Linked DNA regions of Homo sapiens: region 2 is linked to region 1. Evidence: chromatin loops called from intact Hi-C (ENCODE). Cell type or tissue: heart right ventricle. All regions are shown on one strand. Links, peaks and the distances in the headings refer to the core of each region. The heading gives the core; the rest is flanking DNA.

Region 1 (7,497 bases), core at 1,419-6,418:
CATGCCAGCTGCCTGTGTCCCAACCACTCAGGTGCTTTGCCTCTCAACAGAATCCACCTGCAGTTCCCTGCTAGGTATGTCTCAAGGAGCCCTCTAGCCACCCGACTTGTCTTTAATGCCTATAAAATCCAGTTCAGAGGAGGAAAAATATTTATCAGGCAAGTCCTGCCTTTGGAGGTATGTACAGGCACTGACATCAGAACAGGGCAGTGAGTAAACCCGGCACCGAACAGGCCATCAGAATAGGGAGCCCCACATGGTAAATGTGGCTGCGCATAGCAAGCTCACCCAGGGAAGGCTGGGCTGCAGGTTGGGGTAAAGCCCTTGATGCAGGCTGTAACATGTTTTGATGCAGAAGTTATTGGTTCTGAGTAGAAAGGGCAAGGTAAGAGAGCAAAGCCTAAAAATGCAGTTTCCCCCTTGAGTTCTTTTCTCTCCTCTTATTTGACTTCCCTCCCATGATAACATGCCCCAAGGGCTGAGAGCCACTATACTGTGTTTAACAGATGGAGAGAATACCTTCTTTAGGCTTTCAGAGCTACAGAAGCTGGGGCTAAAATGCCAACTCTATAGCCATGAGGATCTGCTTTCTTTTTTTTTTTTTGAGACGGAGTCTCGCTCTGTCACCCAGGCTGGAGTGCAGTGGCACTATCTGAGCTCACTGCAACCTCTGCCTCCCAGGTTCAAGTGATTCTCGTGTCTCAGCTTCCTGAGTAGCTGGGATACAGGCAAGCGTCACCACACCCAGCTAATTTTTTGTATTTTTAGTAGAGACATTTTAATTATGTTGGCCAGGCTGGTCTCAAACTTCTGACTTCAGGTGATCCGCCTGCCTCAGCCTCCCAAAGTGCTGGGATTACAGGCGTGAGCCACTGCACCTGGCCAAGGACCAGCTTGTGAGTCTAGGGAACCTGGAATGCAGCAGCCCCAATCTTGACTTTAGTTAACCTGTGTCATATGCAGGGGCTTTAAAGGTGGCCAGGAGCAGGGCATCTGGCTATCTGGCTATCTCCAGGTAGTGGGTCGGGGAGGCTCTGAGACTGCTACAGAGCAGACCATTGACAGCCTGTAACTGAGTCCAAATTCATTCTGCTTGCTGCGTCATAGCCAATACGTTGAGAGACAAGGAGTTGGAGCAAGGAAAGGGACTTTATTTCGGAGAGCCAGCAAACCAAGAAGATGGTGGACTAATGTCCTAAAGAACCGTCTTAAAATTATGCGGGCTTTGCCTTGTCTTTTATGTTTAGGTCGGGGGAAAGGAAGGGGCTGACAACCGCAGACATCTGGACACCAGCAAGGGTCCAGGGGAGGTTTGCAGAACTTCTTTGTCCTTGGCTAACAGTCTGTCATGTGACAATAGCCAAACCTCCTCATTCCTATAAATCTTTAACAAAAACAGTTAGCTGTTTACATGCTTCCCCTTTAATCCCAGAGTTAGTTTTGCAAACGGCATGATTCCTGTTTTTGCGTTTTATGTCAGTGCTCTAAAGTTATCCTAGCCTAGGTGCAGGAATAGGTAAAGGCCCCTTAAACAAAAATGGAGTTAGTTATGTTAGTTCTTCTGCTGTTTCATGGTTACAAGACACAGAAGAGAACCCTTGCATCAAAACAGGATGAGATTAGGTTGTTGTTCCTATAAAAAATCCATGTGGTTGTTTTTTGGCCCCCTCTTCAATATTCGGGGTGTGCTGACGAAGCGAGCAGCAGCTCTGGAGCCATAAACCACCATCTCATCTCAGCCCAGGGCATGCTGGGAGAGGCCAGGAAAAGTCACTTCTCTTCTTTGCTTTAACTGTCTTTTCTGTGGCCTCAAAGTCTTCAAAGGGGAGACTTGGTGTTCTCAGCACTGCTCAGCCTCCATGAAGCCCTCCTTCTCATGGCCCGAGGGCTCCACCTCCGCATAGGTGGAATGGTCAGGGTGGCTGCGAAACTTCATGGCTGGCCAGTGGTGAGGTCTACGCTGCAGAAGGCACAGAGGCAAAGTCAGTGGGCATGCCCCCGCCCCCATGGGGACCCCACACTCCTGAGCGACAGAGCCAACCAAGACTGTCTCTTATAAGGGCCCTGGGGCACTTGGGCCTACCAGGAGCCACACAACTGACCTTCAGGGACCCTCTCCCTAAAATGTTCCGTGCTGTGATCCCCCAACCACTGGGAAACCTGCCGAAAGCTAGAGTGTGGAAGGAGGACACTTTATCCTTCACTGTGTGGTCTGCAGAACTCACAGCTGAAAGGTTCAGCAATACACCAAGTGGAGACCTAGGACTGCAATGTGAGGGAGTGGCTCAGAGATGGCTGGCATGATGCTTGAGGCTCTGAAAATGCCAAGATAACCCTCCAAGGTAGCACAGGATCCACATCAGAGTCAACAGGGGGCTTATTAAAATGCAGATTCTGGCCTGTGCAGTGGCTTATGCCTGTAATCCCAGCACTTTGGGAGGCCAAGATGGGCAGATCACTTGAGGCCAGGAGTTCAAGACCAGCCTGGCCAACATGGTGAAACACTGTCTCCACTAAAAATACAAAAATTAGCTGAGTGTGGTGGCACGTGCCTGTAGTCGCAACTACTCAGAAGGTTGAGGCACCAGAATTGCTTGAACCCAGGAGGCGGAGGCTGCAGTAAGCCAAGATTGTGCCACTGTACTCCAGCCTAGGCGACAGAGTGAGACTGTCTCGAAATAAATAAAATGCAGATTCCTGGGCCTGCCTTAGACCTGCCCTATCAGAATCCCTGTGGCCCAGGGATCTGCAGTTCCCAGGTGTTACCCAGGTAGGCTAAGACTTCAGAATGACTAAGCCTCCTAAGAAACTGGGGGAATGACCTAGGCCTGTGGGTTAATGAGGCTGGTGGGCTTGTGACCCACGTGGAAGAAACTAGGGTCACAGAGGCACCACTGCTGCACTCTGTGGGGAACTCGTAAGAAGCCAGAAGTGGAGGACTGGGGGCAGGAGCTGCTGAGCTCTGCAGCCCCGAGTGAAGGGGGCTGAGCCTCACATCCCATGCTGCCCCTCAGGCTGGCTCTTCAGAATTGAGACATTCAAAACTTAGTATCCTCAATTAAAGCTCCCAGAGGGCAGCTCTTATCATTATTTGGCTTGTCTATTTTATTTTTATTTCTATTTTAGAGATGGGGTCTCCTCTATTGCCCAGGTTGGAGTGCAGTGGTATGGTCAGGGCTCACTGCAGCCTCAAACCACTGGGCTCAAGGGATCCTCCCACCTCAGCTTCCCAAGCGGCTGGGACCACAGGTACGTGCCACCACGCTGGGCTAATTTTTTAAATTTTTGTAGAGACGGGGTCTCACTCTGTTGCCCAGGCTAGTCTCAAACTCCTGTGCTCAAGTAATCTTGCCTTGGTTTCTCAAAGTGCTAGGATCTTAGGAAGGAGCCACTGCACCTGCCCCTCAATTTTAGCCTTAAAAGCAGGTATCAGTAGGCAAAAGAGGCAGAGACCCTGGTTCCCTCATGGCTTTGAGTAAGTACTGAGCCTGGCATTTGGGCATGAGAGACCATAAATCACTGGAGATAGGCTGCACAGCCACTAGATGAGCACTATGTGGCACTGTGGCCTTCTTTCTTTCCTCTGGGGATTTTTTCTGATTTCACAAATGGGGGAACAAAAGCAGAGGGGCTGTTCCACAGGACAGGAGGGCCGAGGGAGTTCTGAGGTGCTGATTTATCAGGGTGCAGGACTTAACGGGCGCCAGCCATCTCGAAATGTGCCAGGATGGGGTGGATGAAGTTTTCTCAGGTATGTGGCAGGGGAGAGGGAGAAGGGGAGAGGCAGGGACCGAATGGCCCAGGAGACGCCGACGCAGAAGCAGACAGGAGCCCTGTGGCCACAGATGACACGGACCTCGATGAAGAAGAGCGCAGCATTGGATGTGGGGTGGCCATTGATGTAAATTCCAGCCAGGATGATGGCCGCCACGAGGAGGACTGCCAGCACGATGCCCACGATGGTGCCCAGGTGCACAGGAGTGCCCTTTGTCTTGGGGGACAGGTTGTTCTGAAGGCCTGTGGAGAGATCATTAGGGCAGACAGGGGCTGCAGGGGAGCAGGGAAGGTCGAACCATGGGGTCTTGGGTTCTAACAAAGTCTCAGAGATGAAAGCCGACAGAGCCTTTGGGTCCACTTATCCAATACAGGAAGAGGTTGGGTGGGAGTTGGAATCATTATGAGTAAGGCATTCATGTTCTTGACACCATCTGGGTAGTTTTCCAAAATCATGTAAAAGTTGCCCCAAATGTCTAATAAGGATCATAAGAGAAGTTCTCTCTGATATCTGTGCCACTACATAAGTGCTATTAAGGAATTCACAAAGGGCATCGGAGGGTTAAGAGTTTGGGATCTGAAATCTGGCTGCCTGGGTTGAAATCTATGCTCTGCCACTTACTAGCTGTGTGACCTTGTGCAAATTATCTAACCTCTCTGTGTCTTCATTATCATTTCTTTTGAACAAGGATAATAACACCCACCTAATAGGGTTATTGTGAAGGTTAAAATTAGATGATCCATGTCAAGCACTGAGGACCATGTCTCCCATTTTGGATGACTTCAATAAGTATTAGCTATTATGATGGCAAATGACCATAGTTTTTCCTATCACTGTCCACTCCCAGATTGTGACCTCTTGCAGGGCAAGGATGATGTCTTATTCAACTCTGTGTCCTCAGCTCTTAGAAAAACTGGCAGGGGCTGGCCGCAGTGGCTCACCCCTGTAATCCCAGCACTTTAGGAGGCCGAGGCAGGCAGGTCACCTGAGGTCAGGATTTCAAGACCAGCCTGGCCAACATGGTGAAACCTTGTCTCTACTAAAAATACAAAAATTAGCCAGGCATGGTGGCACGCGCCTGTAGTCCCAGCTACTCAGGAGGCTGAGGCAGGAGAATAGCTTGAACCTAGGAGGCGGAGGTTGCAGTGAGCCGAGATCGCACCACTGCACTCCAGCATGGGCGATAGAGTGAGACTCCGTCTCAAACAAAACAAAACAACAAAACTGGCAGGCCCGTCAGAGAAGCTCAAAGAAAGTCTATGGGATGATCTAGGTCCTCTGGAAGCTAATAAGCCAACAGTCACCCTCTGAGAACATCCTAGGCACTTGAAATACGTCCCGGGGGAGAGAGTATTTTCCACAGAGCTGGAAGCTCAACCCCTTTTGTGCATGACTGAGGTAATGGAAATAACAGAGAGGTTAAGTGATTTCCCCACAGACACACAAATTCAGTGCCCACCACTAAAAAACCTAGTTCCCTGACACTACCTTGGGTGGCTATTTGCCTCTTCACCCTATCCTAAAAGAGATAATGAGGTAGAGAAGACAGATGAGCAGGTTGGCAACAAAAATGTTGCATTCTTCCTACATAGCTAGTGGGTGGGTTGGGAGGGAACTAGGGGTGGCAAGTTTTAATGGGATGTTGCATGCACTCAGAACCATTGTCTTCCCCATCCCCTTTGCTCTGCTCTGCACTCTGTAAGCAGAGGACACCCAGGAGAGAAACTATCCTGGGGCACTCCAGGGCATGGCTAGGGCCTCTGTCTGCCAACAGGTGGGAGGACTGAGGTGAAATGCCCCAGGTGAGCCTCCCCTGACCTGGATGGCAATCAGCCCGCAGCCTGCAGTGGCTCTGATGATTTGATGATGAAGGCTTCTGCTGATGAGCACATGGTGCACAGCGAGGGGATTATGGCCCAGCCACCCCCACAACACACACACACACCCACTGCCTATGGAGGAGCAATGGCTCCACCTCTGCTGGGGGACACCATCACACTGTGCTGCATTAATAATCTTTCCTCTCCTGCTGGAAGCCCTGATGACAATCTCCAGCCCCCGGAGCTGGAAGGCACTTTCATCTCTACTCTTGCACAGGTTGCCGCAAAGGCCTGAGCTGGCTCTGGGCAAAGGGCAGGGGAGGTGGGGGCAGCTCCCACCCTCAGAAAGGAGATTATCCTTCTAGGTAATCCTAGGAGGCTGCAGGGAGTCCCACCTTCTGGCATCCTGCAAAAATTGTAGCGGACAATTTTATGTCCTCTGCCAGCCTGAGTGAGGAAAGAGAAGCTGCTCTCCACCCCTTGCTGACTATGAGCCCATGGGGATCAGAGGGGATGGCCACAGGCCCCACCTATACCTGCCCTGGCTCAGTCCTTCCCCTCCTCCCACTCCTTTCTGGGCAGTGAATATTCAAGGACAGAGAGCCAGGAGAAGAACCACAGGAGGTTCAGGGCTGAGATGAGAAATGTCTAGGGTAGACATGTTCCTTCGATCTAGGGCACCTGTGCCCAGAAGCCCCCCTGCCTCCCCACCCAGCAGGAGGTCTGGGATGCTCAGGCTGCCGTTGCTCCCTCTCCGCACTCATAAAAATAGCCCAGGCGACTGCTGCACCCTCTTCTGGGGTGGGTCCAAGAGGCGCTGGGTCTGACGCTGAGGGCAGGCAGTTCTGTACTCACCGTCTCCTCCTGCATAGGGATTCAACTTGGTGTCATCTTCAAAGAGAGAAGACAGAAGGAGCAAGATTAGTGGAATCATTACAGCCTTTGTCACTCTGAGTCCAGATGGGATGAAAGTTCAGCCCAAACTTTCATTTTAGAGGTAAGGAAACTGAGGCTCAGAGAGGGGAGGAGACTTGCTCAAGTCACACAGCAGTTGAGTGTAGCTGGAGGCTGGGGAGTAAATGAGCGGGGACTGGTGAGAGATGAGGCTGGGAGTGGAGGGCCGGCTGCCTGGAGAGCAATAGGAGGCCATGCACGTTCTTCTGTGGGGCGACAGAGAGATGTGTAAGGGTTTGAAGAGGGGCTTTATGTGTCACAAGGTCAGATCAGCCTGGAGACTCCCTGGGGCTGCAGTGTGCAGGAGAGAGTCCCAACCCACTTTCTGTCTATACCTCGAGGCCTGTAGCCTGTGGCTTTCTAAGTAAGTTTCAAGGGTCCACCCTTCCTGTGGTTCCTTCCCATGCAGATTTTTATGGGGAAAGAAAAGCAAGAGTTCCATGTCAGGAGAATGCTGTAAATGACTGAAGATTCTTGCCCTAAGCACCTGAACTTTATTTATTTATTTATGTATTTTAGAGAGAGGGTCTTGCTCCGTCACACAGGCTGGAGTGCAGTGGTACAATCACAGTTCACTACAGCCCCGACCTCCTGAACTCAAGTGATCCTCCCACCTCAGCCTCCCGAGTAGCTGCGTCTGGCTAATTAAAAAAGATTTTTTTGAGATGAGGTCTCACTGTGTTGCCCAGGCTGGTCTCCAACTCGTGGGCTCAAGCAATCTTCTTACCTCAGCCTCTCAGAGCACTGGGATTACAGGCGAGAGCCACCTCACCTGGCCTAACAAGGTATTTAAACACAACTTTGAATCTATTTCGTTACTGCAAATTGAAAACAATGAATTGATTCATCAAAACTAAGCAAAGGAACTTAAATATCACTGGGCAAATTAACTTGATTTGAATCAACTTGTTGCAAATCTAGACCATTGAAGATCAATTATGGCTCAGT
Region 2 (7,497 bases), core at 874-5,873, 68 kb before region 1:
AAAAGCTCTAAAATAGTAATTTTATGTCATGTTTCTGATAATTTCTATATCTACAGTCTTTGTAGGTCTGATTCTGCTGTCTATATTTCTGCTTCTTTTGCTCATGGTGCCTAGTTTGTTTCGGTTTTGTGATTTTTGATTCTGTGGTTATTTTTATCAAAACTATATGTGGGAATTTTTTGAGGCCTGAGATAAAGGTGGGTTCTTCTAGAGAGAATTGCATATGCTTCTTCTAGCACTTTAGGTACTTAGGACCACTTTGTTTTATTTTATTTATTTATTTATTTATTTTTGAGGTGGAGTTTCACTCTTGTTACCCAGGCTGGAGTACAGTGGTGCCATCTTGGTTCACTGCAACCTCCGTTTTTTGGGTTTAAGTGATTCTCCTGCCTCAGCCTCCCGAGTAGCTGGAATTACAGGTGCCTGCCACCAAGCCCAGCTAATTTTTGTATTTTTAGTAGAGATGGGGTTTCATCATGTTGGCCAGGCTGGTCGCAAACTGCCGACCTCAGGTGATCCACTTGCCAGGTGATCCACTTGCCTTGGCCTCCCAAAGTGCTGAGATTATAGGCGTGAGCCACCACACCTGGCCCTTAGGACCACTTTAAATTAAAATCTCTGCTGGAGGCTTTTCAGACGATTCGACCCTGTGAAACTAAACTGCAAATTGTTAGGACTAGCTTTTATATCTTTTTCAGGAGTTCTTTTTCACTTTTTTTTTTTTTTTTGAGATGGAGTCTTGCTCTGTCACCCAGGCTGGAATGCAGTGGCGCAATCTTGGCTCACTGCAAGCTCCGCCTCCTGGGTTCACACCATTCTCCTGCCTCAGCCTCCGGAGTAGCTGGGACTACAGGCGCCTGCCACCACGCCTGGCTAATTTTTTGTATTTTTAGTAGAGATGGGGTTTCACTGTGTTAGCCAGGATGGTCTCGATCTCCCAACCTCGTGATCCACCCGCCTCAGCCTCCCAAAGTGCTGGGGTTACAGGCGTGAGCCACCACACCTGGCCCTTTTTCACTTTTATGTAGTACCAAGAACCAAGGCCATTTTGGCTATAGCCCCTTGTGGTCAGATGTATTTCTAGTTTAGCCTAATAGTAAGGGTATAGCTTTAGGGTCTCACCTGTGTGAGAGAATATGCAATTAGAATCTCCATCTTGGGCAGACCTTGAGTTCTGTCTTCTGTCCCTGGAGCTCCTTAAGGTCTTAAAAACTGAAAGCTACTGGTTTGGCAATTGCTCTGTTTATCTCTCTGGGTATCTGTTGTCACATGGTTTGGCTGAATATTCCTTACTTTCATTCATTTATTTAGAGGAAGATATTTTTAGTATTTGATCCAGAATTTTTAGTTGTTTTCAGCACGAGGATCAGTTAGGGCGCCTGGGTCAATTACACCATCTGAGGGGGACGTCTGGTTCCCCCTCACTTATTTTTCAATAATATCCTTAAAGTTTCTTTAGATAACTCTCAGGTCTATATGTGCATTGGTTCCAAAACCTTTGTACATAGCTTTATATTATTGTTTCCTTTCAATACCATGTCCTTTAAGTATGACACATACACAGTGAATTTTAGCATGTGAAACTGATATATTTGGCTGATGAAGAATTACATAATGTTAGGCAGAGAAAAAGATTTCAAGGGCAGCTGAGGTCTGCAATGTTCATGAAGTTTTGGATTTTTCTTTTTTGTGTGCCTCCTGTTTTCTCTTATGTTTTAAACTTTAATTTTGAAATACTCCTAAATAGCCCTGTTTATTTTCCTTGTTAACATTTCTGGTAAACAGAACAGTTTAATGTTTATCAAAGGAATGTTTTTAAGGACAGCATGATCACATTGGATAGTCTCCATTTTCAGCGAGTCTGGCTTTGAAGCACATAATAGAAACATTTTGAACATCTGATTCTCCACATTTCACCAGAGACTAGGCTTTATTTTCTGTGAATGCACCGATTATGGCAGCAAGAGTCAAGAAAACACAGCGAAGAGGAACTCAAACCTCTCCCCTTCCATTTCTCAGCTTGAAAGGGCTTTTCTTTTTCTCAGTTTTTTCTATTTCCTAAAGCCTTCTCTGACCAGCCTGGGGGAAGCCATCTCCCCTCCCCCTGAAAGCAAACGAGATGGTGCTCTTCTCACTCTCAGTACCATCCTCCCACAGGACCCCCTCAAGCTCTATGTCTTCTCCTACATCACTTTCTCTCTCCTGCCTCTCTGGCCTCTCCTCACCGCCTTTTCTTTTCTATTTTTGCCATTTTTAAAAAATTTTTTGAGACAGTCTTGCTCTGTCGCCCTGGCTGGAGTGCAGTGGTGTGATCTTGGCTTACTGCAACCTCTGCCTCCCGGGTTCAAGCTATTCTTGTGACTCAGCCACCTAAGTAGCTGGGATTACAGGAGCATGCCACAATGCCCAGCTAATTTTTGTATCTTAATTTTTATTTATTTAATTTGTTTGTTTATTTTGAGATGGAGTCTCGCTCTGTCGCTCAGGCTGGAGTGCAGTGGCACAATCTCAGCTCACTGCAGCCTCTGCCTCCTGGGTTCAAGCGATTCTCCTGCCTCAGCCTCCTGAGTAGCTGGGATTACAGCTGCCACCACGCCCAGCTAATTTGTGTACTTTTAGTAGATATGGGGTTTCACCATGTTGGCCAGGCTGGGCTTGAACTCCTAACCTCAAGTGATCCACCTGCCTCGGCCTCCCAAAATGCTGGGGTTACAGGTGTGAGCCACCACGACCAGCCTATTTTTACAATTTTTAAAAACGTCATTTTGTTTTTAAATAGTTTTAACATTTTTTACTATCTATTGTATATCAACTGGTCATATCACAACCTCCTTTTCACCTGCTTCTTTCTTCCTTTTTTTTTTTTCTTTGAGACAGGGTCTTGCTCTGCCACTCCAATTGGAGTGCAGTGGTGCAATCACAGTTCACTGCAGCCCCGACCTCCCAGGCTCAAACCATCTTCCAGCCTCAGCCTCCCGAGTAGCTGGGACTACAGGCACATGCCACCACACCTAGCTAATTTTATTTTTTGTAGGATGAGGTTTTGCCATCCTGCCCATGCTGGTCTCGAACTCCTGGGCTCAAGTGATCCTCCTGCCTTGGCCTCCCAAAGTGCTGGGATTATAGGTGTGAACCACCACACCTGGCTTCTTTCACCTTCTTCTTAAATGCCAGTGCTCCTCCAGGCTGTGTGAGAGGCCCTTTTCTCTTCTCCTTCCAAACACTCATCCCCACTGGTGGCTCATGTTGGTGACTTATGTTGATGACTCACAAAGATTATCTCTAGGTCGGCCTCCCCAGGAGCTCCAGACCTCTGTCTCCAAGTGGACACCTCCACCTGGATGTCCCATAGGCTTCTCAACTCAATGTGTCCTGAACTTATTTGCTACCCAACTCCCCATCCTCACTAATATCTGCTTTTCTTCCTGCTTCTGTTCAAGCCAGAACCTGGAAATCATCCTAGACCCTTCCTTTCCCTATTTCCTCATCTCATTCTTCCTCTAAGGCTGACCAGTTCTTTCTTCACAGACAGATAGTCATTATCTGTTCCATTACAAATGCCACTGCCCCTTCCAGGCCCTCCCCTTTTCTTGCCCAGGCCACTGTATTTGCATCTTAACTAGTCTCCCTGCCTCCCATAACATCCTCCTTGAATCCATCCTCTGCACTACCTCCAGGGGACCTCCAGAGTGAGTGTTCTAGAATGCAAATCTGATATCTTTCCCTTGATCAAAACGCCTCACTGGTTTAAAAGGAAGGAATTAGAATTCTTCAGGGTGGCTGCCATGTTCCTCCCACCCCCATCTTGGCACACTCCTCTCCTGTACCCAGCCACGCCTACCCTGTGTTCCAGCGGAGTGAATTGCTCACAGTTCCCAAAGGCCCCAGGCTCTTGCACACAAACCTCCTTTGCTGGGAGTGGACTTCCTCTTGCCGCCGCCCACTTAGCCGGGTCATTGCGGTTTTTCCTTCCAGGCTCAGCCCAAACATCGCCTCTTCTGGAAAGCCTCCCTTGAATCCCACTCCTCTCCCTTCCCCGGTCTGAAAAAGTGTCCTCCTCTGTGCACATTATGTTTTGGGGCATTTTTGCCAGTAGAAGGAAGCTCAGTCTCCTGGGCTTTGAGCTCCTTGAGGGCAGGAGCCTCTATCGGTCCCTTCTGGGCTCTCAGGCACCTCACACGGTGCTGACACAACAGGTGCTTGACCCCAAGTTCTTCTGTTGATGAGCGAGGTGATCTTGGGTAAATCATTTAACCTCCTTACATTTTAGTAGAGATAAATGTACTCTACCTCCCACCGGATTAAATAAGATAGAGTGTATAAAAATACTTTGGAGATTGCATTTCATTGCTTTTCAAATGTGAGGACTTCTTATTACCATGGATGTGCAACTTCAATTAGTGTGCTTTAGAAAAATGTACTCTGTTCATTTCCCCCTCCTTCTCCGGGGCCTTCTCCGCTCCACCAAATGCCCTCTGCCTCCTTCCTTTCCCATCTGGCTGTTTTCTTCTTTTCCACCTACAAATCCATTCTCAGCTCACCCATTCTAAAAACAAGTCTTCCTCCCATCCCTCCTCCCCCTCGAGCCACAGTCCTTCCTTTCTTCCCCCCATTGCTGCCAAAGCCCTTCAAAGAGTGTTTTACTGGCGGCTTCCGGATCTCACCACCCACTTCTTTCTTAATCGGCACAATCTGGATCCGCCCTCAGCACGTCACAGTCCGTGGATCCTCTGAGAACTCCTGTGACCTCCTATTGCTGCTGGATTGCAGGCTCTTCTCGGGCTTGATCTTGGAAGCATCTGGCCCTGCTGAAACCCTCCTCCTTGGCGATAGGGATCCTGAACTTTCCCCATTTTCCTTTTCTCTCTCCAACAGTTGCTTGTTCTCTTCCCGTAAGTGTTGGCATCCTCGAGACTCTTGCCCTTTGGCCTCTTGTTTTCTCTCCTTCCTGCTTCGTGATCTCACCCACTCCCAGGACTGCCATCAGGCCCTCTTTGCAGATGTCTTCCCAGACTGCCGTTTAGCACTGAGCTCCTTTCTGAGCTGTCGGTCCATGTATCCAGCTGCTGGCTAGACAGCTACATTTGATGGTCCTGCTGGCACCTGAAACTCAAAATGTCCAAAATGAAAATCATCCATGGCTGGGCACCACGGCTCACGCCTGTAATCCCAGCACTTTGGGAGGCTGAGGCAGGCGGATCACTTGGGGCCAGGAGTTCACGACCAGCCTGGCCAACATGGTGAAACCTCATCTCTACTAAAAATACAAAAAAATTAGCTGGGCGTGGTGATGCATGCCTGTAGTCCCAGCTACTCGGGAGGCTGAGGCACAAGAATTCCTTGAACCCAAGAGGCGGAGGCTGCAATGAGCCAAGATCATGCCACTGCACTCCAGCCTGGGCAACAGAGTGAGACTCCATCTCAAAAAAAAAAAAAAAAAAAAAGGAAAATCATCCTCATACTGCTTTTCCCACCGAACCACTTCAGTTCCCGTTTGTCTTATTTCTATTAATGGTGCCCTCATTCTCCCGATCGTCTAGAAATTCCTCACTCTTGCTTTCCTCCCACATCAAGTCACTTGCCAAGTCCTATAGATCCTCTTACAGAAGTATCTGTGGTTTCCCCACCTTCGTGTTTGGAGTGCCCTCCAGAAAGGCCTTCATTACCTCTATCTAAACCATCTCCATAGCCTTACAGGTTTGGCTTTCATAATTTTTTTTCTACTTCCTTCCCTTCCCCCTCCCTCCTCCCTCCTTGTCTCTCTCTCCCTTCCTTTTCTGTCTTTCTCTCTCCTTTTCAATAAATATTTATTGAGCACCTACTATGTGCCAGGCACTGGAAAAATAAAAAGTTAATGCAGTGCAGTCCCATTCCCAAGATTTTGAAAGCCAGCAGAGCACTTATTTCAAGAGCCCTGCATTCCGGTGGGGGCCCTGCAGAAGTAAGCCACAATCACAATAGGGTGTAATTGCACTTAGGGCCTTCCAGCTGGTCTCCTGGCCCCCATTTCTTCCTCCTTCCCAATCCATGGTGTTATTAATTTGTGTTAGATTAATATTCCTCAGGTCTTGTGACAATTCCGCCAGTCCCCTTCATTGGCTGTCCATTGCTATGTCTAAGTCCTCAGTACATTTTTATGAGTTTTTAAAAATTTCCCCATCCTGCTTCTCTACATGCGTCTCCAGGGTTCTCCTCTCCTGCTCTCCACCACCCATCGTTTACTGGGAATTCTCTGAAAATGCATTGTTCCTGCCCCTGTGCCTTTCTTCTTATAATTCCCTCCTCCATCACTCTGGCTGTAAAAATTCTAATTATCGCCAGGTGCGGTGGCTCACGCCTGTAATCCTAGCACTTTGGGAGGCCGAGGTAGGCGGATCACTTGAGGTCAGGAGTTTGAGACCAGTCTGACCAACATGGTGAAACCTCATCTCTACTAAAAATACAAAAAGTAGCTGGGCGTTGTGGCGCAAGCCTGTAATCCCGCTACTCGGTAGGCTGAGGCAGGAGAATGGCTTGAACCTGAGGGGCGGAGGTTGCAGTGAGCCAAGACTGCACCACTGCACTCCAGCCTGGGTGACAGTGAGACTCCAACTCAAAAAAAAAAAAAAAAGTCCTAACCATGGGTCTATTTTGAGCCGTGACTCCAGCAGGTATAACTCTTCCCTCCAGCAGTGCTTCCAACCCCCTCGTCATTCTCACTGTGGCACAAAACGAATGATTCAACCAGCAAACCATCTGCTAGAGTCACAGAGAGCTGCAGCAACCCCCAGCTTTGTGGGGTTAACAAGCAAACCCTGAGAGCCATCTCCACCAGCAACAAGGGTCCCGTGTTAGGGGCAGACGTCCCTGAGCAGTCAGGGGAAACCTTGCACTTATCCAAGAGCACAAATAGGACCAAAGCCCCCAACACGCCATAAGGGCCATCAGCAGCATCATCGCGAGGAGGGACTGCAGAGTAGAACCCATCGTGTGGCCTCTAGAGTCCATAGTACATGGCTGGGTAGAGCAAACTGCTCACAGTTCTGGGGCACATTCTACATCTCACATGCCACCAGCTCCTCCCCTATGCTTTCCTGATTTTCTCATCACACGTTGATGCTACTGCTTTTCCGTATTGCCCCTCATGACATCTGCTGTGGTATTTGGTACCTTTTGCCTAGGAGATCTACTTTTTTTTTTTCTTAGACGGAGTCTCACTCTGTCGCCCAGTCTGGAGTGCAGTGGTGTGATCTCGACTAATTGCAGCCTCCGCCTCCCGGGTTCCAGTGATTCTCCTGCCTCAGTCTCCTGCGTGGCTGGGATTACAGTCGTGCGCCACCATGCCCAGCTAATTTTTGTATTTTTAGTAGAGACGGGGTTTCACCATGTCGGGCAGGCTGGTCTCGAACTCCTGACCTCTGACCTCAGGTGAACTGCCTGCTTCAGCCTCCCAAAATGCTGGGATTACAGGCGTGAGCCAGCGCCCCCGGCCAAGATCCACTTCTTTGTGTACCTTTT

Evidence for each region. Hi-C counts contacts between places; a loop is a spot of excess contacts. Peaks named below come from ENCODE experiments on the same cell type or tissue, not always from the same donor. Only the 100,000 strongest peaks of a DNase experiment are listed, where the experiment ranks them.
Region 2: a loop joins it to region 1, with 1.8 times the contacts of the local background. A loop is called at or near these places in 17 of 110 quality-filtered maps.

Annotation. Positions count from the first base shown.
Region 1 is chr17:39,066,000-39,073,496 of GRCh38, forward strand. It overlaps PLXDC1 (plexin domain containing 1), which reads right to left. Exons shown (of 14, transcript NM_020405.5): 12 at 6,451-6,486; 13 at 3,857-4,017; 14 at 1-1,960. The coding sequence ends at 1,841. It also overlaps the pseudogene RDM1P5. Among named protein-coding and RNA genes, the nearest start is that of LINC02079, 43 kb to the left of the region's middle. RefSeq lists an enhancer at 5,975-6,763. In heart right ventricle, for the core only: a CTCF peak has its summit at 3,560; no DNase peak of the experiment used is centred there; H3K27ac peaks cover 1,095 bases.
Region 2 is chr17:38,998,617-39,006,113 of GRCh38, forward strand. No RefSeq gene overlaps it. Among named protein-coding and RNA genes, the nearest start is that of LINC02079, 25 kb to the right of the region's middle. In heart right ventricle, for the core only: a CTCF peak has its summit at 3,732; DNase peaks (open chromatin) are centred at 3,895 and 4,695; H3K4me3 peaks cover 1,651 bases; H3K27ac peaks cover 4,967 bases.